Regions from separate parts of the Mus musculus genome. Here region 2 is linked to region 1. Evidence: chromatin loops called from intact Hi-C (ENCODE). Cell type or tissue: left cerebral cortex. All regions are shown on one strand. Links, peaks and the distances in the headings refer to the core of each region. The heading gives the core; the rest is flanking DNA.

Region 1 (15,641 bases), core at 5,310-7,809:
GAATGGCTGGGGCCTTCCCTGGGACTTCTTGGTCTCAGTGCTGGGGTGTGGGTGATACTTTCTCTATTTTAAGTATTAAAATGTAGAAACCTAAAGAAGGAAAAATTTGTGTGCAGTTTTAATAACTGGAAATCTGGTTGTTTCTAAAAGGTCAGATGCTCTTGACTAAGGTGAGAAGCTAGGTACCTCATGGCTGAGCTTTGCAGCCAGGAGACAGCCTTAATGAAGCACCTACTGTGAGCCTGGTACACAGTAGGCAGCTCTCAAACCTTATCCTGTTCAGGCCCTATCAACATGCTGTCAAAGTGTTGAACTGCCTACCCCTGGAAGATAAGGATATAAGCTCACAGGGTTTGGGGCGCTTGTCCAAGGTGGACAACCATTAAACACCAGGGCTCAGGGTCCTAGTGGTCCTTCCAGCTCTGGAATCCACAGCTGTCACTGCACCTGGTCATGATGCCTAGTGTGCTAGAGCCCACCCATCGTGGGAATCACAGCACCCCCACTGTAACCCAAGCCTCTGCATTGACTTGCTGTGTGACCTCAGGCTCGTGGCTTCCCTCCCTGGGTCTGTTTCCTCATCCATTAAATGAGGGAGTAGGCAGAAAGACCCATACGTCCCCACCATCAGCACCACCAGCACCACTATGAGAAACAAAGATCAAACATCCAGGCAGGTGTGGAGGCACACACCTGTCATCCCAAGCATGCAAGAGTTGATGCAGGAGAATTGTGAGTTCAAAGCCAGCCTGGGCTACAAAGTAAGATCCTATTTCAAGGGGGAAACAAAAGGAGGGGGTGGGGAAAGAAGGGGAGGGAAGGAAAGGGAACAGAATGGAGGAAAGGGGAGGAAAGGAAATGAGAAGGGGAAAGGGGAGGGAAAGAAAAGATCAGGCTAAGGCTGGTTGTCTGTTGCCCTCATTCCTGGTGTTGACCTCACTCCTGGTGCTGGAGATGAAGTAGCAGGTCCCTGGTACTTTGTCTGTGTCCTTCTTGATGTCCCTTACTCTCCACTCCCACATGCCCACATGTCCCAGCCACTAGATGAATGGCTCTCAACCTGTGTGTTGGGACCCCTTTGGGGGTTGAATGACCCTTTCATGGGTATTTGCATTATGATTCATAACAGTAGCAAAATTAGTTATGAAATATCAATGAAAATAATTTTCTGGTTGGGGGTCACCTCGACATGAGGAACTGTATTAAAGGGTTGCAGGATTAGGATGGTTGGGAACCCCAGCTCTGGAGCCTCTATTGTTAGACAGCCAACCATCTTCCCTTCTCTCCAACACCCTTCTGTCTGCCTTCAAGTCCCCAAAGTCAGACTCTAGCTCAGTAGCTCCTTATATTCTGTCCTTCACTGTCTCCATGCAAGGGCTGGGCCTTGGCTCTGACCCCTCCCACAACTCTTTGGGGCTTGGGTGGGGCCTTCAGTTTCTTCTCCCTGGCCACTTTCCACATTCATAATCAAAGGGTTTCCTGGAGGGCGGCATCTTCTTCCTACCCTAGACCTTGAAAAGCTGGTTGGGATCAGCTGGCCTGGCACACAAGGTAGACACAGATTCAGATTAGATGGGTAGATGAAAGTCAGCTGTCTCCTCTCGGGATTAGGGAGTTGTTTCAGCTGCAGTGTCCAGTCATCAGACAAGCTCTGCCCATTGTCCCGATCCCAGCACTGCTACCTGCATAAGCAGTGCCCCTCAGGATCCCACAGCAAGGCACAGACCCCCTGCGCAGGGGACCTAGCACATTCAGAGGGTGCTGAGTCTCTGCATCCATCTAGAACTTGGATTCTCTGTCCAGAAGTGGGGCCGAGAGGCAGGGATGCATTGAAGTGGCTGTACCCAGGGCCTGAAGATGCACATCTGGGCTTCAGAGAAGAAACTGTATTAGTGGAAACTAAATTAACAATAGACACCAGTACAGCCCAAAGAAGTCAATACAGAGTGGATCACAGACCGAGGAGGGAGGGATGAAGAAGAGGGATTGCTGCAGGCAGGAGGTGCCTGGGTGAGAGTCAAGCTTCAAATCTGAGTCCCTTCTGCATCCACAAAAGGTCTGAGGGCTTCCACCAATGGTCCTGGGGTGCTTTTCTGCACAGTCTCAGACTATTTAATCTTGTTTTTAAACGATTGTATGGCCTGATTTCTTTTTACAAACAGCATGAGTTTCTACATTCAGAAAAACAATAGCCCTATTTCCATATGAAAGAAAAGGAAGAAGAGAAGAAGGAAGGGAAAGGAAAACTAAATCGGAAGAGGAAGACAAGTGTGCCCCTAGCCTGTGTGCATGGAAGCAGGGGGGTTGCTCCACTGGCGACAAGGAAGGAACACTAGTGTCCCCTCCCAGCCCTGATGAGATGTCTGTGGCTCAGGCTAGACCCCTGATTGTCATCTCAGGCTCTTAGCCTTGTATTCTGCCTCCAGCTCAACCTCCACTAGCATCTGACCACTGTCACACTTCCAGGTTCCAAGCCAACCCTCCTGTGGTTAGGGGTCAGATCTCTCGGCTGCCTTCCCATCCCATACTCATCCCTGTGTTGATAGAGAGGCAGGCAAGCACACAGCTGTCCCCTACCCCCGATGGGAACCCGCCACCCCTAACCCCGCATCCTCAGAGGAAGCCTCATGCAGAAACACTGCTCCTCCAGTGGCTAGTGTGGGGCCATCTGCAAACAGCTCTTTAAGACCCCCCAAATGGGAACCCACAGTGGAGGTTGTAGTTCTTGGTGTGACTCTTGGGGACATGTTGCCTTTGTGCAAAGCAAGCACCATTTTCCCATTGCTGATGCTGCTCCAAGCAACTCCCCAGCCTCAGGATCTCAGTGGCCTCCTTGTGAACCAGATCTCAAAGGGAAGCACTCAGCATGGAGCCTGGTGTAGGGAGGACCTCAAGGGAACCAGCTCACACTGCTACACACAGAATCCTGCTTCTGTGGCCAGTGAGCTAGTGACATGGCTGAGAGCACGGGCAAACAGGACACTCCCCCCCCCCCCCTGTGGCTCTTAGGTGACCATTAGGCAACTGGCAATGCCTGAGGGATTTTGACAGAGGGGAAATCGATGGAGTTCACAAGAAAGGGAAAGGGCCCTATTTGTCATGGGAGGATTTCTGCACAAGTGAAGTAGGGAGGGAGAGGGAGAGAAAAAGAGAGGTGCATCTGGTATATATACATGTGTGTGTTCAGAAGCTAGAAGAGGGTCTCTCTCTCTACCTTATTTTCTTGAGACAAAGTCTCTTGCTGACCCTGGAGTGAGGCTAGCAGGCAACAAGCCCTTATGCTCCTACGGTCTCTGCCTCCTACAGCACCAGGGCTAGAGCTGTGTGTGATGACAGCTGACTTTTTACATGGGTGTTGGGGATTTGAACACAGGACTTCACGCTTGCACTGCATGGACTCTTACCCATTGAGCCATCTTCCCAGTTCCTCTCCAGCCTTCTCAAAACCACAAGAAGAGGCACGGTGCTCACTCCCATCAAGGCTGCTCCAGATGCCAGGCCAAGAGCCACCGTTTGGGCATGCCATTATATCCATAAGGAACCAAGCAATGAAGCAGCAGGCACCCATCTGGGCTTGACTGTGAGGGACCACATGAAGCCTGGACCTCTGGAGAGGGACATGCCTGTGCCTGTCTTTTATACTAGGACACTTTCTGGCCTCCAGAATCCATGTGTCCATAACCACACCACATCTTCAGCACACAGTGGCCAGCCGCAGGCAGAGCAGGGATCTGATTCTCTATCCAGTCCACAGCTCTGTCAAAGCTGGTCCATGCCAGGGAGACAGATGAATGCAATGTGGGAGGCATTAGAACATGGTATGTGCACAAATAAACACAAGCCCCGCCAATCTGCCATGTCCCTCTTCCAGAGAAAAACCCTCAAGGTCCTGTCACCTGTATGATGGCATTCAGACTCCTGAGCACGGCATCTGTGTCCCCTCGTGAGGGGCCGGAGCTCCAGCTTTATGGCAGTCTACTTCCCCTCAGCTTTACGGCAGTCTATTTCCCCTCTCCCAGGACTCTGCTTGCTCTGGTCTGGTTTTGCTGAATGCTGCTCTGCTCGTGCCATATCCTCCCACATTGGACAGGCTCCTACATCTTTAATGCCCACTGCTCCATGCATTTCCTCAAGCTACCCTGGGAAATGCTGGTCACTGTGTTCTCAAAACACTGGGTACGAGTGTTTATTCCAGTGATTGCCATGCTGTTTCTTTCTTTCTTTCTTTCTTTATTTGTTGTTCACTAAACTGTGAACTGATTTCTTTCTTCTCTTTACAGTGCTGAAGACCAAACCCAGAGCATCGTACATGCTAGGCAAGAGCTCTAACCACTGGGCTACATCCCCAGCCCAGGCTTCGCACTCTCCAAGGCAAAAACTGTACTCAATCAGTGTCTGTCTAATAAAATGTAAGAGAAATATTTGTAAATTATTTATTGTTCTACAAATGGAAGAAATCTGGAAATAAATGTAGAAAAGCCGTTGTCCCTCAGTCAAGGCAAACTCCCTGCAGGAAGAAGACGGAGAGCCATGACAAAATGAGATACATGGATACGGGGGTGCATACCTGTGAGCCCAGAACTCAGGAGTCTTGGTCATCCTCAGCTACAGAGTGAGGCCAGCCTGGGCTACATGAGGCTCTGTCTCAAAAGGAGGAGGAGGAGGAGGAGTAAAAGAAGGGAAGAGGAGGAAGAGAGATGACTCAGCAGGGAAAGGCACTGGAAGCCTGCTGCCCTCCCTGAGTTTGAGCCCCAAGACCCACATGCTAGAAAGAGAACCAACTCCCACAAGCGTCGTCTGACCTCCACATATGTGCTGTATAAAACCCATTACAGCAAACAGATTGAAATGCAGTCTAAAATTCTAAACCTCATTTGTCAAAAGAAGAAATCGTTTTTCTATGTGGCCAGTACTGATGGACATTCACTTCAAAGCCAGGCGAAACTGTCCCTCCCTTCCCTCTCCACCATCCCTCTCTTCTACAAGAGCCTACAAGGTTTGCCCTGGCAAGACAGGGGACAGACCCCAGAGCCTGGAAGAGCTATCAGGCTGTCCTTGTGAAGGAGACTCCAAGGTCACCCAGAACACCAGCACACACAGGGGTGTGTGCACACATGCATGCATGTGCATGTATGCACTTCCATCCATACATGTACCCTTCCTCTTGTCATTGACCCTCAAGTAGGCAGGCTTTGGGCTTCTGGGGGTGATAGGCGTTTACACAAGTTAGTATTTCTCTCCAAGAACCGAGGGTCATCTGGGGATGGTTTTTTTTTCCTGAAGCTTGTCAAGATCTCCTTCCAAATGCAGAGCTGCACCTGCACATTAGACAGGGCATCCTTTCCTCTGCTCTCTGGAACCCCTGGAGAGGGACTGAAGGAATGGATCAAATTCTTAATTTGAGCAAACCTCTCCGGCTGTGAGCGGGGTGTGTGTGTGTTGGGGAGCGGGGGGTGTATGTGTATGAAGGGGCCATTGGGTATGTCGGAGGCATTTGGAAGAGAGCTGCTAGGAAGACATCTGACTGCAGTTCTGCAGGCTGGGCCTCCTTCTAAGGGCAATGGGCCCCAATCCAGTTCTGGTACTTAAAAGACCTGTCAGGCCCAGGGCTGTCCATCACCTGGCAGTGGTGTGAGATGACCCACGCCTATGGTGTATTATCAGATGTGCTAGCTCCATTCCATGCTTGGTGGCTAGAACAGCACCCAGACCCTACAAGCAGCTGGAAAGCCATCTGTCTTCCAGAGTGAGCACTGCCTCCCCGCCCCACCCCAGCTGCCATCTCTTTCCTAAGAGAAGGGTCCACGGAAACTCTGGAAGGAGACAAGCCCTGATCTTTCCTGGCTCTGTGTCTGTGGATTTGTCATCTAACATCTCTGAGCTCTCGATTCCTCCCTGGAAACAGTCGGTCAGTGAACAGTGATGTGCTGTGGTGAGATGACACGGGTCAGAGTCAGGAAGCAGTGGCTAGACACCAGCAGTGGTTAGGTGAGGTTCGCCCCTGAAGAGCCAGAGATATGCTGATGAATTCAGTCACTCTAACACCTCAATGTCCAGATAAAAGCCTGAAGCTCAGGGTGTTAGGGATGGGGGTTAGGGAAATGGCACTTGCCTGAAACCGCACAGCAACTGGAAAATCTGAGAGCTGAATCCATGTCCCTGTTTCTCTGAGCACCCACTCATCACACCCTTCCCTCAGAAGGTAGGGAAGGTTCCGGTAGCCAAGTGAATCAAACAAAAGAAGCAAGCCTGGAAGAATCAAAGTCCCAGATGTCTGGGACTTTTCTGTCAGCCAACCTGCAGATCCTGTCCAGCCTCCTAAGGCCTCCCCTGCCTCTGCCCCTACAGGAGTAAGTGGGGAGTAAGGGATAAGCAAGCAGAGGGCGCTCTTCCAGGCATCTCTGCTCCTGCAGAAGACAGCAGGAGGAGGTGGGTGGGGCTTGGGTGCTGAGCCACTGTCCCGGGAGGTTACCGCCATCCCAGGCTCCACCTAGAGGCCAGTGCTTCCCTCTCAGGCACGTCTATGGGCATCCATGGTTCTCATGCCTCAACCAAGCTGCAGGTAGAGACGCTCTACATACGGGCTTCGGCACAAGACTAACAGAAAGCACCTGGGCAGGCCTGAAAGATGCCAAGACTCCCCAAGATCTCTCCTCCATGGCCCCACCATGCCGAAGAGGGTTTCCTCCTGATCCTTCCCAAAGTTGGATTCTCAGCCCTATAAATCTCCCACCGACAGAAACAGGACCCAGGCATGCTCTCTGGGGAGCCATCTCACCTTCACTACTTGGTATTTATTCCTTTATTTAAAGACACCGTGGTGGGAGCTGGAGAGACGGGTCAGTGGTTAAGAGCACTGTCTGTTTTTCCAAAGGCACTGAGTTCAATTCCCAAGCACCAACATGGTGGCACACAAGCATCTGTAATTCCTGTTACAGGGGATCCAACACCCTCCTCTGACCTCTCCAGGCACTATGTGCCTGCCTGGTACCCACACGCATTCATGTAAAACAAACAAACAAAACAAGACAAAACAAAAACACACATAAAAGAAAAGAAAACATTTTAAGACACTGTGATGCAGTTAACATTGCCAACTTGACAGGATCTGGAATCATCTAGTAGACAAATCTCTGAGCATGAATGTGAGTTTCTAAATTACATTAATTAAGATGAGAAGACCCACCCTGAGGTGAGCATCACCGTTCCATGGGCTGGGGAGCTGGACTGAATAAGAACGTGAGCTTGTCAACGTACAGATCTCTCTGCTTCCCGACTAAGGATGCGATGAGACCAGCTCCTCCTCCAGCTCTCGTTGCCATGACTGTATCCTGAACCTGTAAGCCAAAATAGACACTTCTTCTCTTCAGTAGCTTCTTGTCTGGCATTTTATTCTAGCAAAGAGACAAGTAACTAACTCACACGCCCATCATTATTGATGCTCACAAACCCCACTGAGTGGGATCATACAGCTGTACTGTATGACCTCAGTCAACAGCTGATTGGTCAAGGAGAGAACACCTGACCCTCAGAGAGCCCACTCATTGGCCAATCAGACGTCCTGCGTCTGCCTTAGTCAGCCCCAGAACAGGGCAGGAAATAACATCACCTGTGCTCAACAGCTAAGCTACAGTGTCCAACACAGATACTGGGGGAACTGTCCAGGAACTACAAACTCCATAGTCAACGCGGGGAGAGGGAAGGTGCCCAGAAGGCCACTGATGAAGAACATATCCTACTGGTAGCTTGCATACTTGTCCCAGTTCCCCCTTCCCCCGTCCACCATGCTCGATGAGGAGACCAGAGTAGAAATGAGGCTAGGCTTAGAGACAGAGAAGAGCAGCATATGACCTGGTGACTGACCACCCTTTATCATCCTTCCCCTGCTGTCTTCCTTCTACATGGGTCTGGCAGACACAAGAGAAGGATGAACCCAGCTGCCAATAGCCAGCAGGACTCACTGGCAAGCTGGAGACACAGAGGACGGCTCTTCAGGCCCAGAGCAGGTGCCCACACTCTACAATCACACCCTCCCCCGGGAGGCGGGGGGCGGGAACAGGATGCTCAGTCTAGCTGTAAAGGATCACCTGCCTGTGCTAAATGAGAGGCAGAGCTTGATGCCGCAGCCAATGCTGAGGGGGGAAGCAGTTGTCTTGTGGGGATGGGTCTTGACCTCAAACCTTCCAGTTTTTAGCTATTTGGGTAGGGAGCTGTCCATCTCGGGAGGTATGCAAGGCCTCTGGGAAGTTGGTTGGGCCAGGTGAGCTCTGGCGACTCCACACAAAGCTCTAATCTATGAGTTCCAGAGAAGCATTTCCCCATGATTTCAGAGACACACCCCAGTTTACTGTAACAGTTCACCACCACTCACAATGGGTTGGAAGTTGGCACACCCGTCTCTGAAGGAGAGTTTAACAGGATCTATCCAGATTTTTCCAGGAATGTTAAACCTTATCACATCGTGACATGTCATCCTTGGCAGTGTTCACCCAGCCCCCCTCCCACCACCACCACCACAATTAAAAAAAAAAAAAGTGTCATAATGTGTCAAGCAAAACTACAATTTTATGTCAGGCCACCTTTATGACAACCCTTGTCCTTACATCACCTATGGTGGACCAGAAGGAGACACAATCTGACCGTAGGTTATCCCTAGGGAAGAGTCTGTAAAGTGCCAGCAAGCTCCTGGAGGTGCTCTGTTATTTATACCTGGGGAAACGTATAATTGAACTGTCCAATAACACAGAAATGATTAAATAAATTAGTTCGCAGCCGGCAGACAGAAAGCCAGGCTTCTATTAATCTAGTCTAAAAAAAAAAAAAAAAATCCTGAGGATTTTCCCACAATTATCCTTCTGAAAAGAGAAAAAGCTCTTTAAATTCAAGTTGTTAGAAAGACTTTCCTATTAAGCACACTCTCTCTTAGTTACTTTATTTTAAACAACAAAGTGTCGTCTGGGGAAATCGCATTAGCCCTCTCTGACCTCAATCATTGCTCGTTTGGGATGTTTATAGAGGTCATCTGCCGGAATTGGCAAAAAAGGAGGCCAAGAAATTTACAGGGATCTGGTAATTGTTCTCCGGGTTGCGACCTAACAATTGCCTAGTGCTGGCTGTCACTGTAAACAAGGTTTAAAAGATCACTTTTAAAAGCAAGCTGCACTCTGAAGCCTGAGATACACACTTCCAGGACAAAAAAAAAAAAAGGCCCGCCTGATGTTATGCAAATAGATACTTGTGCCTCGGAATGCAATTTCCAGAAACAACAAGGTACACAGATTTGAAAAGGGTCTCACCTCAGTCTCCAGCAAGTTACACCACAAACGAGCCACACCACACACAAATGCAAACGGAGCCAATTGCCTCCATGCTGAGGTGGCACCCTCCCAGGATCCCAGAGAGGGGAGGGAAACCCGCCAAGAGCTGAGGCCAGCCTGGGCTATTAGGTGACTTCAAGATCAGCCTTCCTCTCTATCTCCTTTTCTTTTCTTCCCTCCCTGCTTTTCCCCCTTGTCTCTACTTTCCAAGACATCACAGCGCGCACAGTCTGACATTGTTCGGTAATCTCGCCTCTCTTGTTACTGTGACAGACACATCTTCCTGTTTCTACATCTATATCTGTTGCTATGTCTCTCACCTCTACCATACATTGCAGTTCCCGGAAGACTTATAGGATAAAAAAGATAAAATGATCTTTTCACAGCCTCTGGGGATATCACTGAGAAAAGAAGCCCTTTCGCAGAAGACTTTTAAAATGATGATTTTGGGGCCAGCAAGATGGTTCAGCCAGTACAGTTTTTTATGGCCAAGATGGATTAACTTGAGTTTGACTTCTGAAGCCCATGGCAGAAGGGAGAATATGGCAAGTTCTCCTCCAACTGCCAAGCCCCCCACTCCTCCTCCCCCTCTCCCCCTCCCCCCCCCCACACACATTAAAAAATATTATTTTCTCTAGCTAAAGCATGAATACACATTAAAAGCAATCTTTGCACAATCTACCACCATCACCACCTCATAATCTCACCACCCTGACATGATCATTATTAGCATTTAGCACAATTATTTCAGGAGTGTGTGTGTGTGTGTGTGTGTGTGTTTGCGTGTGCATGTGTGTCTTTAAAAGTTGCAACCACACTGTATCACTTTCACTTACACTTGAGTAATTTTGTTATTTTGTTAAGTTTTGATACAGGATCTCACTAAAGGGGTACACCACCGTGCCCAGCCTGACTTTTGACTTTTTTATATTGCCCTCTAGGATTAAGAAGTTTTCTGTTAATTGTGTCTTTGTATAAGCTTTCTAACCACTTGCCATTTAAAGCCCTTCCTGCATCCTAACCACCCTCTCAACTACCACCCTGACATCTGCTCCTGTCTGGAGATCTATCACTAAGGCCCTGCTGGCCACATAGTGCGTCAGCAGAAACAAGCCACACTCCTGGAGTGTGGTGGCATCTGATACCCTCCAGCAATATGGGAGCCAAATGAACACTCAAGACACAATCTACAGCCAACTGAAAATCCTTATTCCAGCCATCTGAGACCACACTCAGGTATTTAGGACCCAAGTCTAAAGGGTGTAGAGAAAAGGCTTTTAAAGATCAAAAAACGCATCCTGGTATCTCGCTCAAAAGCCACACAGAGAGGTTTTGTGCAAGCAAGCAGTTTAACAGAAGCTGAGCTAAGTTAGCTGAGTCATCTTGACCTCAGGTTCCTAGAATACAGTCAAGTAATTTTCCATGGACCTTCCCATCAAGGAGATAAAATGCTAGTTAAATTTAAAATGGACTCAGCAAGAATACAAGATAAAGGAACCTCTACACTGTCTTTTCCTGTCTCAATGGTGCCCCTGCAGTTGCTGGTGGAGAACTGTCTGTCATCATCTCTCCATCAATGGAACCAACAGCATGGGCCCTCCACACATCTTCTGCTCTATCACCCTTAATAAGCTGGGCACAGTCCCAGCCCTTTGTGCTGCACTGTCCAACAACAGTGTACAATCTGGAGCCTCTTGAACCTTGGCGTGAGTTCTCCAAACACCCCCTCCTTGCTGCTTCTTGCATACCTTCCCATCTCCACTCTCCTACAATTCACTCCCACAATTAATGAGGACCCCAAATCACCCTCTCCTGAGACCAAGTAGGAGCAAACTCCACATTGCTCTCTTCTGGCTCCTTTTCCACTCTGGCCTCCTCTCCTGGTCCCCTACAACTATCTCTCCATACCCTGTATAGGCCCAGCACTTGCCTGGATATATCCTATCCCAGGTAAACTCTAGATAGAACAAGCCCCCAAGACACAACACCATTCCTTTCTCCATCACTCGTGTGTGTGTGTGTGTGTGTGTGTGTGTGTGTGGTGTGTATCTGTATGTGTATGATGTGTGTGTATGTGTATATGTATGTGTTTATGTTTGTGTATGTATGTGTATGAGTGTGTGTTTGTATGCATGAGTGGTATATGTGCTCTGTGTGTGTGTGTGTTATATGTATATGGGGACAAGAGTTGATGTGAATGTCTTCCTCTGTCTCCCTCCACCTTATTTTTTAGACAGAGTCTCTTGATAACCTGGTAACAGATTTGGCTAGCTGACTGGCCATCACTCTAGGGATCCACCTATCTCTACCCCCAGCCTGGGATTACAGGCACACACTATTATACCTGGGATTACAGGCACACGCTATTACACCTGGGATTACAGGCACACACTATTACACCTGGGATTACAGGCACACGCTATTACACCTGGGATTACAGGCACACACTATTACACCTGGGATTCCAGGCATACATTATTACACCTGGGATTACAGGCACACGCTATTACACCTGGGATTACAGGCACAAACCACTACACCTGGGATTACAGGCACACACTATTACACCTGGGATTACAGGCACACGCTATTACACCTGGGATTACAGGCACACGCTATTACACCTGGGATTACAGGCACACACTATTACACCTGGGATTACAGGCACACACTATTACACCTGGGATTACAGGCACATGCTATTACACCTGGGATTACAGGCACATGCTATTACACCTGGGATTACAGGCACATGCTATTACACCTGGGATTGCAGGCACACGCTATTATACCTGGCTTTTTCCATGGGCACTGGGGCTGTGAACTCAGTTCCTTATTCTTGCATGGCAGGGACATACCATCTGCATGTCTCCTCAGCCCCACTCCACAGTCTTAAAAGGCCGTCACTTTCCCCAACCCCGACTAGACACAAGTTCCATCCTTGCTCTGCCTCTGCCTTCACAGGGACATTAGCAAAGGTCAGAAAATGATGCTGTGACGCTCCTTGCTAAAAGCAGAGTCACCCCCAAGGACAGGCTGGGTAGAAACCAGCCCTTCCTCCCCGCCAATCTGATCTCCCTCTCTGCCCGCTTTTGATCTTGTTTTCCAGCCGCAGCAGTGCCTTCCCACGTGGACTTGGCTTGATTATAACTGACTCGAAACCTATCCAGTGATTAAAGTGGCCGCCAGGCTCTGTTCTCCAGAGAGGCGAGCTGCGGGCTGAATAATTCAAGGCACCCCTTCCTGAAGGCTGGAGAATCTGCAAGAAGAGCTGAGAGCAGAAAAGTGGGCTGTTTTGTGGGTTTGTTTTTGTTTTCCTAAAGAAAAGGGCAATTTTCCCCCATGCTGGCTATGCCATACATACACATTGATATTAGTTAGTTTTGATTGACATGAACAGTCTGACAGAAAACAAATGCAGAGGCTGGTGATATCCCGGTCTGTGTAAAACACTGGGCACTCCTGGGGCTGCTAAGATGCCTCATAGCCAACAGGACCCAAAGAGGAAGGAGACATGGGCCTGCTGAGCATCTCAGCTCTGAACCCCTGCAGGAAAGACAGGAGAGACAGTGAAAGTATTGGGCCAGCTGTCTCTATCAGGGGCCGAGGAAACTATTCACTAAGGCGATTCACTAAGGAGAGCGGCTGCAGTGACCAGGGGGCCACCTTCATTTAGTGAGCAGAGAATTCTCCACGAAGGATGCAGTTGTTGCAAAAGCAAGGATCTGAGAGCCTCCCCTCGCTCCCCTGAGCAGCCTTTAGAGCCAAAAAAAAAAAAAAAAAAAAGACTGGGGAGAGGACGACCCCCAAAAGCAGCTCTTACAATCAAAAGCTGATGATGGGTGGCTGCTTTTCTATCCGTAGGTTGACACGGTCTAGAATAGTCAGGTTCTAGAACTTTCTCCATCAGGTGGACAACACTAGCCCAAGCAGAGGAAACTGAAGCCCAAGGAGCCAGAAGAGTCAGAGCAGAGTCCCTCCCACCAGTGCCCAGGATCTGCACACGCTCCAGAAAGAAGCAGAGACCAGGACTGAGAACAGGACCAGGTCTCACTGGGTAGGGGTGGGCTGGTGGCAATGCCCTGTACTTCCAACATGTGTCCTCCATTGGCATCAGCTGCCACCTCCCCAGGCTACCTGGTCAGCATCCTCAGAGCAAAGCCAGCTGCCTATGTTGTAATGAGCATCAGATGTTACAGTCAAGGACTTGGAGCCCAGCAGATCCCAAATTGAAGCATTCCTTAGAGTCAGTTAGCATCATCACCCCCACCTGAAGACTCCAGCATCCATCCACAGAAGCCCTGTTCAGGATAAGCCCCATCCGAGGACACGGTGCTCCCATGCTCCCACAGTAGACATGGGTCCGGGGAAGCGGGTAAGCAGTTAGAAGACAGGTCTCCTATTGATCTGCAAGGGCATCAGCCCCATGGTTCAGGTGCAAGACAAATCCCTGAGGAGTGGACATGGCCTCTGCTTCTGAGCCTCAACTCTAGGGTCTCCTCAGGCAGGAGAAGGAGCCTCTGAAGATTTAGACAGAGACCAGATAGAGGTTTAAGCGTACTGGCAGATGCACACCTGTGACGTCAGCTGCTTGGGAGTCTGAGACTTGAGGAGTGATACTCAGGGCCCACCTCAATGGACCCCTGCTTCTGAATTTAAAGGTTAAAGGGGCTGGGGATGCAGCTCAGTGGTAGAGGGCTCACCTAGCATATATGAGGCCCTGGGTTCACACACACACACACACACACACACACACACACAGGCCAGGGGGGGGGGGGAGAGATGACAGAAAGACATGGAGAGAAGAAGACAAAGACAGAAAGACAGAGAGGGAGGGAAGGAGAGAGGGAACGAGGGAGGGAGGATGGGATTGGCTACCACAAAAGAATCCTGGCTCTGAGAAAAAAGCAGGCAGCAGAAAGAACCAAAGCCAACAGGAGAGATGGGAGCCCAGCCTTTTCATGGTCCCCTATGGTTCCTTGAATCATCTCTATCTTGTTCAGAGGTGTTTCCATCCTGGCCCAGCAGTATTGGCTTTCTATGTCCCTTTTATGCTGCGGCATGGGCATGGGGAACTCAGTCATACCCTACTCCAGAGCACAGTGCAGCCTTCAGCTAGGGACCAAAGCTTCCATCTCCAAACATGCAGGGCCACTATGTCACCCGAATGCCTGCTGGGACTAACAGCAGAGTCCTACATTCCTCACCCCACTTGTCTTCCTCAGCCGTCCCTCCCCTCCCACTACAAATGGCATTAGGTCACACCACAGGATGTGGACACCTCAATACAGCATGCTGTGGTACATGGACCTTCAGCCCGCAGTGCCTTATTCCTGGACCATGATGAGAACCGAGTCATCAGCCTGAGCTGGGACCTACATTCTGTCAACCTGCGATTCGGGGAGCCCGTGCCCCTGTGAAACTCTGCTGTTGTGTGACTCCCTAGGGAGATGAAAAGCTAGCTTTTCACCCCAGATGGGATAACAATTAGAGACTAAAGATCTGAATCCTCCTGAGTCTAGCAGAGAGGAGCAGTGAGTCACTTAGTGCTTGTTTACTGGAGTTACTTACAGGAGTGTGGGCAACCACAGAACAGCTGCATCAGTAACTCAGCATCAGTGTGGACCAGAAGGCTGCATTGAGAGTCACTGCTTCAGTTCGCCTTTCACACTCTGTGCGCTCTGATGGCTGTGTCAAATACAGAGGCTGAGAGCCACACCCAGGGTAATTATGAAAACAGCCCAATACAAAACCCTAAGCTTACTTAAAACAATTTTAATGGCATTTCAAAAAAAATTTCTATTACACAGTTTTTAAGTATGAACTTGGTAGATCAAGTTACAAAGTCAAAAGTTTGGCCACGCCTGTTAGCACTTCCTGAGGCCCCATGCAGCTGTTACAGAGTTGCAAACAACTGGGAGTAAGCTTCGGGAAGTTGTGAGTGGCTGGAGTCTCTCCAATAAGACCAGGTGACTGTCCCTGCAGAAGGCTGGAGGGACTCATCCTATCAGGACCTTGTGAGCTCCAAAAATCCCAGACATCCTGATTTCAAGATGGCCATATCCCTCCTTGAAGACAGTCCCATGGCAGCTGGCCATAATCCATGGATAAAGCCTCCCCCAGCCCTGTGCAGAGCTGTACAGAGGATGTGTGGTCACTCAAGCACCAAGCACAGATGCCGGGAATGCTGGTTACAGGATTCCTGACCCATGCCTGGAGAGCCACAACATACAAATGTCAAATCCCAATCTAAAAGAAGAAGCCTAAGGCCTTCCACATCCCATCTCCTTCTTGGATTCCCCATGCAACCTCAGACTCAGCTGA
Region 2 (15,641 bases), core at 7,394-9,893, 740 kb before region 1:
TAGGAAGACATCTCTGGTCTGCACACACACACACACACACACACACACACACACACACACACACAAAACAAAAAACAAAAAACAAAAAACACAAAAATCCAGGGTGCTAACCCCTTAAATCCTTCTGGGGAAGCCTTGGTTCCCAGGCTCTGTAAAAGACAGCCGTCCTTGGGTCCTTGGGCCGGTCTCTCCGAAGCTTGTGTCCTTCAGTTCACTCTTCGAGGCAGGGACTCTCCTGAGCCAGACTGAATCTGCCACTTGGACCAGACATAAATTTTCTCTGTGTTATGCCACTGAGATTTGGGGGTTAATTTGTTACTGTGGCATGGCCTAGCCTTTCCTGATGAATGTCATCTTCCTGATGTATTTCCCATACCTTCCGTATTTGTGGTCCACATCGCCTGTGCCAAGAGTGGGAGTATAAATTGGTACAGCCATCCCGGGAGACGACATGGCCATATGCATAGATGAGAAGCCCTAAATAAGTGTATTGTCTTTGACTCAGAAATTCCACTTCTAGAGATTTATCCTAGGGAAATAATTGGACAAGTTCAAGAAGTTGTCTGGATAAGGAGGATATTCATCACAGAAAATGGTGAGAAATTGGATCAGCCTAAATAGCCCCCAACAGCAAATTGGTTAAATAAATTGTGATTCTGCTCTACAATGGAATAGTCGCCGCCGCCTGTGATACATATTTATTGACATGGAGAGAGTCACACTCCATTGCGGTGCAATGTATGCATAATGTGAGCCCATCTTTGTTAAAAAATTTGCATGAAGACAGTCTGGCTGACTGTCAGCAAATGCTTAACAATGGTAATTTCAGAGTGTGGAATTATAGGTGATTTTTACATCGATTGTTTTTTATTTTGCCTCCTCCTACTGATTTTTTTTCTTCAGTGACTTTTTTTTTTTATATGATGTGTACAATTAAAAATGAAACGGGAGGGAAAGAAATGGCTGCCATCTTGGACAAGTGAACCTGCTAAGTTAGATCACATGTCACAGTGCACCTGGCACCCACCAGGTACACCAAACCCAAAGCCATTGTGACCAGTGAACTAGGCACATTAAAGGCTGGTGTGTTCATTAATGAACCCGCCCGTATATTTGCTCATTCAATAAATATGTTCCGAGACCTTCTGTGTACTTGGCCATGTACTGGGGGAAATGGAAACAACGAGAATAAGAAGAGCAAACACTTTGATGTCTTATCGTACCAGAGAGCAACACACCCACCTTATGTCCATTAACTAAGTAGCAGAAATGACCATTTCTGACCTGGCTTTGTAAACCCTCAAACTGAGGCCTAGAGGCCAGGTGACCCACCTTAAGTCACTAGGAGGAGGTCATGTGACCCGCCTGAGGGCGAGGGGGGGGGAGCTGAGCATTCTTTGCTGCTGAATTATATACATCTCTGGAGGAAGATAAAGGCGGGCTCCGCTCCACACCCCCCCCCCCCCGGGTCCTTGCTTATTTCTTAGCTTGGAGGAACTGAGCTAAGCCCCAGCTGGTAGAGAGGCTCAACAGCTGGGCTGGAGCTCTCAGCGCAATCAAAGCATCAGTGAGGTGTTAGCAGACAGCAGAGAGGTTTTAGGCGGAAGCCCTTACCCGAGCAGAGGCTGGAGAGATGACTGTTTTGCCCTGGATCTCAAGTGTCCAGTTCTGCCTGGCTCAGAGAATTCCTAGGTTCCTCTTGGCTCAGTTCATAGATGAGGTGGGGCCCCTGTGGACCGTGCTCACTGTGGCCAGGTGTTAGGTGAAGCATCTTCCTGTCATTCAATCCCAGGGCGATTCTCTGAATTAAACACTATCGCACAGAGTAAGAAACTGAGGCTGGCAGGGGTGGGGGGGTAAAGTGAGGCTGAGGATACGGCTCAGTTGGTAGAGTGCCTATAAGCACAGAGTCTGAAGCCCTGGGTTTGATCTCTAGCACCATGGAAACTTGGGATGATGGTGCAGAACTGTAATCTAAGCACATGGGAGGCAGAGACAGGAGAACAGAAGTTCAAAGCCATCCTTAGCTATAATGTGAGACCCTGTTTTTTTTTTAAAACGTCTTAGGTGAAGTGACTTACTTAGCATCTTACATCTTGTGAAGGAGGAAGCCTAGGTTCAGAGTAGTGTCCTCAGATAGACTTCTAACCACTCCACTAACATCCCTTGGGGGCATCCCTATCCCCAGTTTATCCCCATGGGACTCCTAGAGGTCCCTGGGACCTGGAAGACTGACTTCTGGTTTCGTGCTCAGACTTGTAGTCATTGAGTCTGCAGCTGCCAGGGCCTGGTGGCCCTGCCATGGAACACTGTCCCATTAGAACAAAAGCAAGTGAGAACTAGAGACCTCTAGGATCACAAGGTGACCCACAAGGCTATCCAGGATGGCAGTGACCTAGGAGGATCTGGTGAGGTAGAAGTCCCTGAGAGTAGGAACAGGGGTGCATAAAGGACAGCCCAGCCTTTGGGTTGGCACCCTAGGTTATGGCCTCTGGATCCAACTTTGCTGGCTGTGTGTACCAAAATTCCTTCCTCCAGTTTAATTAATTTGCGAATGTGGATCACAGAACTCAGGGAAACGTGATTCGTGGCTATTGAGTTGTTCAGGTATGTTACACAGTCAGATAGGTCGGGACAGGTATGACTGTGGGGAAGGAGCATGGGACTTTCATACCCTCCCTAGGAGTGTCCCCCTCCAGACATTGCCCTGAGTTCAGCAATCCAGAACACCCAAGACCCTGCCCTTCAGGTTTTAATGGAATCTCCCTTACCCTGGTGTGACTGTGGAAATCGCTGGACATTCTGTACTGAATTCTTACTTTCAGTCCCTCTATTTTTTTCTGGGGAGACAAGGATGAAGGCCATATCTTGTTTTTTTTTCCTGTGGGGGAGAGAGGCCAGCCTTTCCTCCTTCCTGAAGTTATGTAGGGTCATCAGCTGCCAGCCGTCTCAGCATATGTTATGGCCCAAATGCTGGGATCCCCACCCCCACTCCAGTTCATCTGTTGAGATCTACAGCTTAAGACATGGTATTAAAAGGCGGGGCATCCAGGGCAGTGATAAGCATGAGGGCTCTGCCCTCACCCCTGAGGTTAGTACCCGTATACAGGAAGCAGACAGCGCTGCCTGGTCCCTTCTGTTCCTCCAGTCACATGAAGATGCATAGCCACGAGCCACCATCCCTGGAGCCCTTCCAGACATCCAATCTGCCTGCCTCCAGAATTTCACAAAATATAATTCTTTCATGTATAAATTACCCAGTCTAAGGTATTTTGTTATAGCCATCCCAATGAACTAAGACAGTACACAAAAAGACTTGTTATTCCAGAGGTTCAAAATGCTTTAGGAACCGTGGGCCAGAAAATGGGATCCGAGGCCTAATCTAATATAGATTTCACAATCGCACACTTTGCTTATGTGTTTGCTAAAAGTCCCCAGGGAAGCCATCTGATTCTGGAGTTATCTTTTGAGAAGGTTGTTGTTACCTCAGATTCAGCTGGCTAAATAGATACTCTTCTTGAGTGTCTGTGGACTCTTGGCAGGGGATTGGCTCAGTGGGTAAAGGTGCTTCCTGCTTCCTCTACTGACCTGGGTTTGAGTCCCTGGAATCCACATGTAAAGTTGGATGTAGTACTCTATAACCCCAGTGCTCTTTTTGAAAGTTATTTTTTAATTATGTCTGTGTGTATGTGTGTTTGTGTATGGGTCTGTGCTCGTGAGTGCTGGGCCCTGTGCGATCCAGAAGGCAGCAGATTCCCTGGAACCAGAGTTCTAGGCAGTCATGAGCTGCCTGATGTGGATACTGGGAACTGAACTTGAGTTCCTCCTTAAGAGCAGAATGTAAGATGGGAGGCGAGAGCAGGAAAAATGGCCTGGAAGCTGGTGGGCCGGCTAGCCGGCCGGGAGTGTGAAGGGCAGAATAGAGAGATTCTGCCATCCAAGGTGGAAGGAGAGAACTGACTCCTCAGAGTTGTCCTCTGACCTCAAGCATGCGCATGCGTGGTGGTTTGAATGAGACTGGCCACCATAGGCTCATAGATTTGAATGCTTAGCTAGTCAAAGGTTGGGAAAGATTAAGAGGTGTGGTCTTGTTGGAGTATTGGAGGGGGTGTGGTCTTAGAGGAGGTATTATTACAGAGAATGGGCTTTGAAGTTTCAAAAGCCCAGGCCAGCCCAGTCTGTCTGTCTGTCCATCTGTCTGTTCATCCATCTGTCCATTCAGCGCAACCATGTTCCCCACCATGATGATGACGGACTAACTTTCTGAAACTGTGAAACCAGCCTCCAATTAAATGCGGTTTCTTTCTTTTTTTAAGACTTATTTGCCAGGCGGTGGTGGCACACGCCTTTAATCCCAGCACTCGGGAGGTAGAGGCCGGCGGATTTCTGAGTTCGAGGCCAGCCTGGTCTACAGAGTGAGTTCCAGGACAGCCAGGGCTACACAGAGAAACCCTGTCTCGAAAAACCAAAAAACCAAAAAAAAAAAAAAAAAAAAAAAAAAAAAAAAGACTTATTTTTCTGAGCCTGGCATGGTAGTGCACACCTTTAATCCCAGCACTCCGGAGGCAGAAGCAGTTGGATTTCTGTGAGTTTGAGGTCAGCCTGGTCTACAGAGCAAGTTCCAGGACAGCCAGGAGCTACAAGAAAAAAAAAAAAAAAAAACCACAAGGGGGCTGGAGAGATGGCTCAGTGGTTAAGAGTACCTGCTGCTACTTCCAGAGGACCTGGGTTCAATTCCTAGCACCCATATGGCAGCTCACAACGGTCTGTAACTCATTTTTAAGGAATTGATTCCTTCTTCTGACTGCCTTAGACACCAGGCAAGCATGTGGTATACATATATACATGCAGGCAAAACACTCATATGCATAAAATCAAACAAAACAAAAGGTTTGTTTTTCAAGTTAAGTATATGCGTGGGTGTTGCTGTGTGTGTATGTGGCCATGTGTGGTGGTGCCTCTGAAGGCCAGGAGAGGGTCTCAGGTGCTTTCATTCAAGGTTCTGACCTTGCACACACATAAGTGTGGCGGTTTGAAGGAGACGGAAGGGTTAGGAGGTGTGGCCTTGTTAGAGTATTGGATGGGCGTGGTCTCGGAGTCTGGGAACCAAATTTAAGAAACAACCGATAGGATGAACATAAATATTAACTGAGAGGAGGTTTATTAGACTGACTTAAGGTTGTCCAACGACGAGTGTCTCAATGATGGAAAGACGGAGAATCCAGTATTAGCTCTGTCCAGGAGGCTGGGTATCCCAGCAGTCCTTCTCATGCTGGAGACTGGGAGGAATCCTGGAGAGCTTCTGGTCTTCAGTGTGCACTGAAATCCTGAAGAAATTGGATTTCCCGCCAGCCACAGCAACAAGATACACAAACTTGGCAGTGAGAGTGGGGGCAGCAGACAGGAAGCGACGCATCCTTCTCCCATGTCCTTTCGCGAAGGCCGCCACCAGGAGATGTGACGCAGATTTAGGGTGGGTCTTCTTTCTGCAAATAATCTGATTAAGAAAATCTCATTCTAGAGTGCCCCGCAGTTTGGGTTTAGTTGATTCCAGGTGTAGCAGACGACGAAGCTTAGCTATCATAGGTCCCGTGGAGCTGGAATTGCCGTCAGTTGTGAGCTATGATGTGAGTGGCTGAGACCCAAACTCAGGTCCTCTGCAGGATCAAGAGGTGTCTTGTGGCTAAGGCATTGATCCAGCCTCGTTTCCTAGTTTTCATTCTCCTCAAAATACTTTGTGGTTTCTCCTTTCAGTTACTGACTTACAGGTTATTAAAGGTATTCTCTGTCTCTCTCTGTCTCTGCCTCTCTCTCTCCCTCTGTCTCTCTGTGTGTCTGTCTCTCTCTGTGAGTAGGCACACACATGTCATACAGCATATACCCATGTCAGAGGACAACCTTGTCTGTTGATCCTTGCCTTCTACTTTGGAACATGACCTCTCTTGTTGCCTGCTGCCTATGTCAGGCTGGCTGGCCTTGGAGCTTGCACGGATTCTCCCGTCTCTGCCCTTATCTCCTCATAGGGTGTGCAGAATTGTACCTGCATGCACCACTGTGTCTGGTTTTTAACCTGGGTTCTGGGGAACTCAGGTCATCAGCCTTGCATTGCAAGTGCTTTGCCTACCAGGCCATCTTTCCTCCTTACAGGGTCTGGCACTGAACCTAAAGCTCACTGACTTGACTAGATTGGCTGGCCACTAAAGCCGAGGAATCCCCCTGTTTCCATTCACCAACAGCTGAGATTATAGTTGGGAACTACCCAGCTTGGCTTTTGATGTAGGTGCCAGGGATTTGAACTCAGGTCCTCATGTTCATGCAGCAAGCACTTTGCAGACAAAACCATCTTCCTAGCCCATGATCCTTTAAAATTTCCCATGCATACTTGAAAAGAATATGCATTCTGATGTTGAATGGTGTGTTCTGAAAACATCAATTAGAGCATGCTGTTTATAGTGTTGCTTAAATCTTCTGACTCTTTAGTGATTTTTCTGCCTGCCTGTTTTATCAGTTATTGAGCGATGGATATTGAGATTGCCAGCTATAATTGTGGATCTGTCTGGTTTTTTTGTTGTTGTTGTTGCTATTCTATTTTTTGCATCATGTATTTTGAAACTCGTGATGAGATGCATAAGCAGTTTGAATTGCTGTGTTTTCCTGATTAATTGGCCCATGGTCATTATGATCAGCAATATTGGTATGATCTGAAATATATTTTGTCTGTTGTCAATGTAGTTACTCAGGCTTCTCTTTTCATTAAAAAGTTGTTTTTTGAGACAGGGTCTCATGTCTCTCAGGCTGACCTTGAACTTTAGAGTCTCCCGCTTCCACGACCCAAGCTCATACCTGGCTCAGTTTTTGCTTACTTAGTGGTAGGAAGATATGCCTTTTTACATTCTTCTATTCTTAAGTTTTTTTTTTTTGAGCCCAGGATCTTACTCTGCAGCCCTGGCTGGCCTGTGCTCTCTATGTAGACCAGGTTGGTTTTGAACTCACTTACCTCTGTCTCCGAAGTGCTGGGATTAAAGGTGTGAGCTGCCACATCCTTCACATTCCTCTATTCTTAACCTACTTTATCTTTATATTTAATATACTTATTTTTTGAGACAGGTTCTGTTTAGTCTCAGCTGTCCTGGAACTAGCTATGTAGACCAGTCTGGCCTCAAACCAACAGAGAACCTCCCCCTCTGTCTCTTGAGTGCTAGGATTAAGAGTAAGCACCACCATGCATAGCTTAGTATTTCTTTTGAAACAACAGGTAGTTGAGACTTGCTTTAAAAAAAAAGATTTATTTACTTTTATTTTGAATATTTGGGTGTGCCAGCCGGAGTTTATTATATGCATCTGTGCATGAAGGGGCCTTCTGAGATCCAATTAGAGTGTCCAGTACCCTGGAACTGGAGTTATACCTGGTCATGGGCAGCCATGTGGGTACTGAGAACCAATTCTTGGTCCTCTGCAAGAGCAGAAAGTACTCATAACTGGTAAACCTCATCTCAAGTCTTGTGTTTCTATTTTTATTTTAAAAACCCACCTGACTGTCTCTGCCTTTTTAACTGTGGGTGTTGGGTCATTTACATTTAATATAATTATTGATTACCTGGTTATTTATGTAATAATTGTCTCATCTGTTTGTTGTTCTTTTAGGTTGTACTTCTAAGACTTGTTAGGTGAGGCCAGAGATGGGCATTTAGGACCTTTTATTTCTTGCTGTTCAGGCAGGACTCCAGGCGATCTGCCCATAGCGTGTGAATTAGGCTTTCTAGTTGCAGTAAGCAGGGGTGATTCTGGGATGGAAATGATGGCTCACACTGTCCCCTTTCTTTTGGGTGGTTATGTCCTGGCCTTGGCCATTTTACTGAACACACATGCTGCCCGGTTCTCTGGAGGATGCCTGATAGGGAACTCTGTACACTTACAGTTAGAGCAGGAGGCACAAAAGGACCAAGGACAAGATATCTTCAAAGACCTGCTTCCTATGACCTACTTCAGCTTGGTCCAGTTTCCAAGTATACAGAATCCTCCGGAATAATAGTACCTCCATCTGGGGACCAAATGGTCTAAATATGAGCCCATGGAGGGACTGAAGCCATTAACCACTGTCTAGGCTCTGCCGTTAGTAGAGGGGGACTTCCTCGAGGGCAGAGACTTGGTTAGGGTTGGGTTGCTTGTTTCTAGAACAATGTTGGTATACAGTAGGTGCTTAATGAAACAGAGCAAACATATGAATAGATATTTTTGGGCATTAGGTAAATCCACTTCTTGTGTGACCCTGAACCAGACATGTGACCCCTCAGGTGGCATCCTTAGTGGGTACTGTCCATTCTGCCCATTTATAATGCTGGAGAGGGCCAGGTCTGGATACAAGGATGATTGATAGCTCTAGGCTTTGGATTGGCACTGTCACCACCAGAGGGCGCCCGATGCCCACACTATGGATCGGGGCTTTCCGAAGCTGTCGGATGCAGGTGGTACAGGTTTCAATTCCTGTTGCTCCTTTTCCATGGTTCCCCACTTAGAGACAGCCCTGGGGGGATTTCCCACCGTTGTTTTCCCACATAAAGGAAAGTGCGGGTCCATTAGGGTGAGGACTGTTCTAAATGTTCCATGACTTCTTCTGTGTGCTAGACTCCAAACCTTACCTTGGACAAGATAAGGACATTCCTAGTGTTCTAGAGCTGGGTCCTCTTAGACCCAGGAAAACCCTTCACCCAAGGTCACATCTCAGCTGTGGGTGTGTTTGGTCCCAATGAACCTCCTGTTCTGAGTGTGCCCATGGCCTCGGAACCGGTCTCTTTCCAGTTATGCTCTTTTACCCAACTGCAGCCCCAGAGCCTTTGCTTTGCTGTTCCCTCCAACAACACTGTCCCTGCCGTTCTTCATACAGTTGGCAATTCAGGCGGCAGGTCAGGTGCTCCCTCCCAGAGAAGTCTTAAGTGTCGATACCCGACTCCATCCAACCACCCGCTTGTTTTGCGTCCTCTAGAAATGGTTCTCAATCTAGGGGTCACGACCCCTGGGGCTCTAAAGACCCTTTCACAGATATTTATAATCGTGACCTTCTAAAGACCCTTTCACATTTATTCAGATTTCACATTTATTCACAACAGCAGAAGAATTGCCGTTATGAAGTAGCAATGAAAACAATTTTGTTGGGGGTTACCATAATACCAGGAGCTATTGAAAGGTTGCAGCGTTAGGGAGGTTGAGAACCACTGTTCTAGAGCATTTTTAACCCCTCTGAAGTCAGCCGTGTTCCTGGTTTCTGATGGCTAATGCTGTCAGTTATTAGAAGGAAGGCCCATGGCCAGCGTGTTTCCAGAAAGGCTCTGTATTGCACTTGGCAGTGGGAGAAGCCATGTGGGCACTTCTGAGCGAGGGAGTGATAGGGCGGTGGGCTGCTTGTCACCCCCATCCTCAGACACCTAAGTGGAACTTTAGTTCCTCCTGCTTAAACTCTGGGTTTTTGTTGTTGTTGTTGCTGCTGTTTTGTTTTGTTTGCCAGTGAGGGGGACAGGGTGGTGGCTAAGAGTCACAGGGGGAAGAGAGATTTTTCTCTGGGTACGCTTTTGTGTGAATTATGAATTACACGCCTATATTGACTATTGGAAACGATGAGTGAGAGGCTGGGGAGATGCCTCAGTGGGCAAATTGTATACAGCCACGAGGACCAGAGTTTGAGCCCCAGACACCGAGTAAAAAGCCAGGTGCTTTGGCAAGCTTTTTAAATCTCAGCACCAGGGAGGTGGAGACATGGGGATCCCTGGGGTTCACTGGCCAGCGGCTTAGCTTAACTGACCAGCCTCACATCAACCAATGAGAGGGTGCCATCTCAACACACACACACACACACACACACACACACACACACCACACACACACACACACACACACACACACACACACACACCAGAACAAATACACTTCCCCCTCCAAACTACAACATCAAAACCCCCTGCAGGGCGGCTGCTACCTCAGCTGATCAGAGGTGAACCATTACCTCATACAGTCACAGGCACATGTAACCCTATGTTACTGCACCAACACGGACATACCCCCACCTACACTCTGACCCCCAATGAACAAACAACAAATCTAAGAAATCAAGCCAGTCTGCCCAGGCAGACCCTGCAGACTGTGGTCAGGCCTAGGAACTGACAGAACTTGTTGAGGGGCAGGTTTGGGGTTGCCTGCTGGACCACACCATCTTTGGGCAGCCTCTGTCTGTGCAGCCAGGTGAGGCAGAGGCCACAGTCCTCTTACAGTGTGAGGGATAGGGGCACTTGTTTTAATTCTCGCCTGTGCAGCTTGGTCACCGGGACTGTGGCATAGCACTCTAAACTCAATTAGAAATTTAACAAACCTTATAAATCCTCCCTCGCCCGTGCCTTGTAAATCTCCAGAGTGGGGCTGGCTTAGCACTTATCCATCTCCAGCTAATGACCTCCCCAGCCCAGCCTGGGAGTGATTCCGGCTGGCGACAGGTCTAATTAGAGAGCAGGATCTGCAGCTCCCTGGCACTGTTAGGAGGGAGGAAGAGCTGTTCCTATTCTGGGAGGTGGGGCCACACCAGAGAGGTGAGTTCCATCCCTCGTCTAGCCCGGGCCCCAAGACCCTTTGGTCCATCAGAGGAGAGCTGAGAATGGTATGACAAGAACCTGATTCTTTAATTGGTGTTAGCCCTGTTGAAACTCGCATGCACGCCACTGTTTAGGGATGCCTGCTGAGTGACCAAGAGTCACCAGGACCCTAAATGGCCTTCTAGGTGGCAGCATGCTTGTAGGATGGTCTGAGGCCATGTTGTGGTGTGTGTGGTGGAGATTGGCTGTGGGTGCTGATCTCCCAGTCCATGCTAGAGCATGTGACCAAAAAGGGATTTGGCAGCCCCTTCAATAAGGAAGGGGCCAAGCTCAGGCTTAATGAACAGAGTGGATTTTCCAGCCATGGGAGGATACCAAGCCCCCTCTTTGTGGATCTACAGGGCAGGACTTTGGATTGTCATGGAGCCTCTATGGTGAACCTCAGCAGACACTGGACTCCATTGTCACCTTGACCTTGGACTTCTCTCTTTCTAGAGCCACAAGAAGTAGATGTGTCTTGCTAGAGGCCATCTTGCTTATCTGGGGTGTGGTTCTGGAGCCCCTCTTTTACCCATGGCCCTATGTCTCCATGCAAGAAGTGCCTTGGCTCTGGGCCTGAGGTGACAGATGCCAGGTTTTAATTCCTCAAGGCTCCTCTGACTCCTCCAGCCCTGACCTCAGAGCAGGCACCGGGAGGAAGTCCCGGTAATTGGCTTCATCCAACCCTCATCTTCAGTGGTGTGAAAGGGAAAGTTATAAATATTTTTTATCTATAACTCAGGACGAATAAAAATTTAATTACACTGAAAAATTTAAATTTCATAAGAAATAAATATTAATCTTGGAGAGTGACTTTTGTGGGAAGTTAACTTTCAAATGTCTTCAGTCTAGAGGGACCTGAGGGCTGAGAGGGAGCAGGTGGCTGGCTGGTCGTTCTGGATCTGGGGGGGGGGGCGGCGGGGGGGGGGCAGTGTTGCTACTCCTGGGAGCTCAGGTCTCCGGGCAGGAGCAGCTGACCCCTTGGCAGCCTAATAGTATAGGTAGGATTGCATCGCACAGCCTGCTGGCTTGCCCTCCCCACTTCCTGTTCAGCCTTAGGGTACCCCTCCCTCTCTCCCTCCCTCCTCCTCCCCCCAGCAGTAATAAATCACTTAGCAGGCCCAGACATTTTACTAGGTTCTGAGGAATGTCACGGGAGGGAATATCAAGCTTCATCCTTGTCCCCGATCTGTGTAGGTCACACGAAGGAGGCAGGCAGGAATCTAACGGGGACAATGACATCCTCCACTGGCCCCTCTTCTCTACTCAGCTTTTGCTATTACTTTATTATTTCAGAATTTAAGTATAACGGACACTTAGAGAGGCGCATGAGAGAGACCCATTCGGCTCGGTGGCTGACGACAGTCTGTGGGAATACACTGTTGGTGTTAGGGAACACAATAGCCCCTTGTGCTGGGCATTTGGGGTAGGGAAGGCCTTGCCATGGGGCTCCTCACAGGCTGATGGATGGTTTTGGAAGCCTCACAAGGGAGATAATGGCTTGCGGGTAGGATGGACCAATAATACTAATATCTCAAAGCATACAGAACATTTTTCATGCCCTGGCTCAGTTCTAGGTGCCTGACGGGTATCAGCTCTGAGGAAACCCCTAGAGTAGGTGCTGGCCCCTGCCCCATTTTATTGATGATTCACATAGACATCAATATATAACAAATTCAATGTCACCCAGGTCACGAGAGGCAGCGCAGGCTTACACATGGGGCCCCTGACTTAGAGCCTCCAAGTTCCTCAGAGATGGGAATACCCAGGCCTTGGTCCTAAGAGGCCCAGAGCCTCTGGTAGTTTAGTTCCTCTGCTGGGAAGCCTTGGGCAAAGGTTGAAGTCTTTCTGAGTATCAGTTTCTTCTTTTGAGGAATGTTGATGAAAACCTTCATGCGAGGGTTTGCAGGGTGGAACCGGGTGGCGGACGCAGATGTCTCTACCCTCCTGACTGAGCCTCTTTGGCCATGCTCTGCTGGATGCGGGGACATGAAGCACCCACATCTCACCTGCTCTCACTTTGAACATCATTCTGTTAGGCCCCTGGGCCTTGGCAAGAGCAGAGGAGGATGGGGTAGCCAAAAACTTCCCTGGGGAGCAGTGAGGGAGAGTGAGTGGGGACCAGCAGACCTCTGGAGGAGGGTGCTGTGTGGGTGTCCCATAGAGGACTGTAGCATCTTCTGCTGTGCCAAGATGAGGCTGGCCTGCATTGAGAGCTGTATCACAGTCATGTTTCCACTGCAAAGAGACAAGAGCATAAGCCATGGGACTCTGCCCAAATGGAGGAGGCGGTGGGTGGGAGACTATAGACTTGTCTTGCAAATATAAATCCTGGTCCTTGAGCCTGAGACCAAGGTGAGACCAGTACCAGCTCAGGGCAGTGGACCGAGGCCCATAGGTCTTGCAAGCCTTCAGGTGCCAGTGATATGTGGCTGGGACAATCTGTCTTTATATGCCAAAGAAGGTCCAGAGGGCTCTCCATGGACATGGAGTAGGAGATCTGCAGTTCCCTAGGGACTAAACAAACCAGGTTCCTCTTGGAACTGGCAAGTACCTGTGGCCTTATGTGGCTTACTCAGGCCTCTGCAAGTGGCAGAGGGGAAGCCATCTTTCGTATGTGTCTGTGTGTCTGTGTGTGCTGTGTGGTGTCTTTAATGCGTTCATCCATGCGTGACTGCGTGCATAGGCCAGAGGTTGACCACAGGTGTCTTCCTCAAAAGTTTTCCAGTTTATTTTTAAAGATAGGGTCACAAGTTGGCTAGGTTAGCTAGCTAGGGAGCCCAGGAATCCACCTGTCTCCATCCACCCTGATCTGGGACTACAGATTTACATGGCCACAGCTGGTTTTTATTACATGGGTTCTGGGGACCCAAACTCAGGACCCTTCACGCTTACTGACTGGGCTACCTCCCCAGCCCTGGCAAATTCTTCTTTTACAACCCAAACTCAGGCAAATTTGATTTTCCTCCAGCTACACCCACAGCTCCCATTTCCAAGCAAGGACGACACATGTACACACATGCACACTCATGCACACACATGTACACACAAGCCCTGAGATGCATGCTTCTCAGGGCTTGTGTGCCCATACACATTCCTCCATTGTTGCCTACGCCATGGGGGAACTGTGTGTCCCTGGAACTCACCCTCCTGGCTTCCTTCTGCTGATGGAATGCTGTAATATTTTTCTATTAAATGTTGCATTTGTTGTGCAGTTTAGTAGCTTCCCTCATTAAAAACGATATTATCCCCATAAATAAGCCGATGCCCAGGAAGAGTCCCGACTGCATTTCTCTTCCTAATTGAGACACTTAGCTTTGATTTGCACGTCGGCACGTAGTGAGCGGATTAATTTTCAATTAATGCTCCTGGGCGGGCGGCTGCAGGCAGTGTGGGCGTGCAGCCCAGTGGCCTGGGAACAGCCGCCTTAGCAGGGGGCTAGGGTACGCAGGGGCCAGTGAGTGCGAGGGGCCCCTGAAGAAATTCTGGAGTTTTGTGGTTTTGTTCTTGGAGGCAGAGGAGTCCCTGGGGGCTCATCTGTGGCCACTCCAGCATCAGAAGAGCCCCTCCTTTGGTGATGGAAGGCCCTGGTCCTGCTTAGCCCATGACTGTTGCAACTCCTTTGGAGACATGGCAGATTTGAATTGAACATCACGGTGGCTTCTGTGCCTCATCACCCCTGATGCCTGCTTGGAAGGACATGATGCCCCATGTGTAGGTGGCTGTCCCTTTTCTCTTTGGCCTGTAAGCTCCTGGGACCTTGAGGGAGCAAGAGAGCTGAAGAACAGGCATGACCATTCTTACATTTAGTTATTTTACAAGCGCACACGTGCGTGTGTGTGTGTGTGTGTTTGTTTGTGTTTGTGTGTGTGTGAGAGAGATAGGGTCTTATGTAGTATGGGCTATCCTTGAACTTGCTTATATAGCTGAGCATAGCATTGAATTCCTGATCCTTCTGCTTCAACCCCCAGAGTGCTGAGAATATAGGCAAGCGCTACTCCATCTGCTTCCCACATTTATTAATTTTTTTATTTTTATTTTTTTTTTGTCTTAGGGTTTCCATTGCTGTGAAGTAACACCATGACCAAGGCAACTCTTACAAAGGACAACATTTAATTGGGGCTGGCTTACAGGTTCAGAGGTTCAGTCTGCTATCATCATGGCAGGAAGCATGGCCACATCCAGGCAGGCATGGCGCTGGAAAAGGAGCTGAGAGTTCAATATCTTGTTCCAAAGTCAAACAGGAGAAGACTGTCTCATGGGCAGCTAGGAAGAGGATCTCAAAACTCACCCCCACAATGACACACTTCCTCCAACCATTCCGACAAGGCCAGATCTCCTAATAGTCCCTGGGCCAACCATATTCAAACCACCACCGTTTTGTTTTGTGGACAGGTTGGCCCAGAACTCAGATCAACAACCCTATCTTGTCCTCTTGAGAGCTGGGGTTACAGGTGGGTGTCACCACATCTGACCAAGCCCACCATCACATCTGGCCAAGCCTTCCTACAGTTATCTTTGATGGCACCAGTGAGGTCATCCCTTACTCCTGAGTCTCAGGCAAGTCCTCCCAGCTCCTGCTGAGGACAGGCTCCTCCCCCCACTCCCCGCCCCATCATCTTGACTCTCTAGCTAAATAGTAAGGTTAACTATTTCTCTTACACAGAAAATCTGCTTGGAGCTTTTCCACTAAAGCAGGAGAAATTTCCTGAACCAGCCAGCACCTGTCCTGTCTCCTGGACACAACAGTGCCTATTCTCCAAGTGTCAGCCATGAGCACATTGCTGTGTGCTCTCCCCTCTCTGCCCCATCCCCACCCCCGTAGGCCTCTGACTTCTCAATAAATGCTTGGGAGATGGTATAGCACCAGGGGAGGGGGGCAGACTCAAGCCAGAGACCCTGGCTTCATGTACTGATTTTTCCACTTAGCCAGTGCTTTGGTCACATTATTCCATCTCCATTAAGCCTTGGTTTCTGCTGTCAAACAAGGATGACAGCAGGAGAACCTGTCTCATTGCGTGTTGT

Evidence for each region. A loop is a pair of places that touch in the nucleus more often than their neighbours do. Peaks named below come from ENCODE experiments on the same cell type or tissue, not always from the same donor. Only the 100,000 strongest peaks of a DNase experiment are listed, where the experiment ranks them.
Region 2: a loop joins it to region 1, with 2.2 times the contacts of the local background. A loop is called at or near these places in 8 of 42 quality-filtered maps.

What each region holds. Positions count from the first base shown.
Region 1 is chr4:125,211,298-125,226,938 of GRCm38, reverse strand. All of the region lies in intron 4 of Gm32611 (a long non-coding RNA gene), which reads right to left. Gm40244 (a long non-coding RNA gene) reads right to left here and starts at 8,495. Exons shown (of 2, transcript XR_868132.1): 1 at 8,372-8,495; 2 at 7,047-7,337. In left cerebral cortex, for the core only: a CTCF peak has its summit at 6,463 (motif pointing left); DNase peaks (open chromatin) are centred at 5,766, 6,213, 6,395 and 7,353.
Region 2 is chr4:125,955,712-125,971,352 of GRCm38, reverse strand. No RefSeq gene overlaps it. Among named protein-coding and RNA genes, the nearest start is that of 2610028E06Rik, 41 kb to the right of the region's middle. In left cerebral cortex, for the core only: a CTCF peak has its summit at 8,408 (motif pointing right); a DNase peak (open chromatin) is centred at 8,417.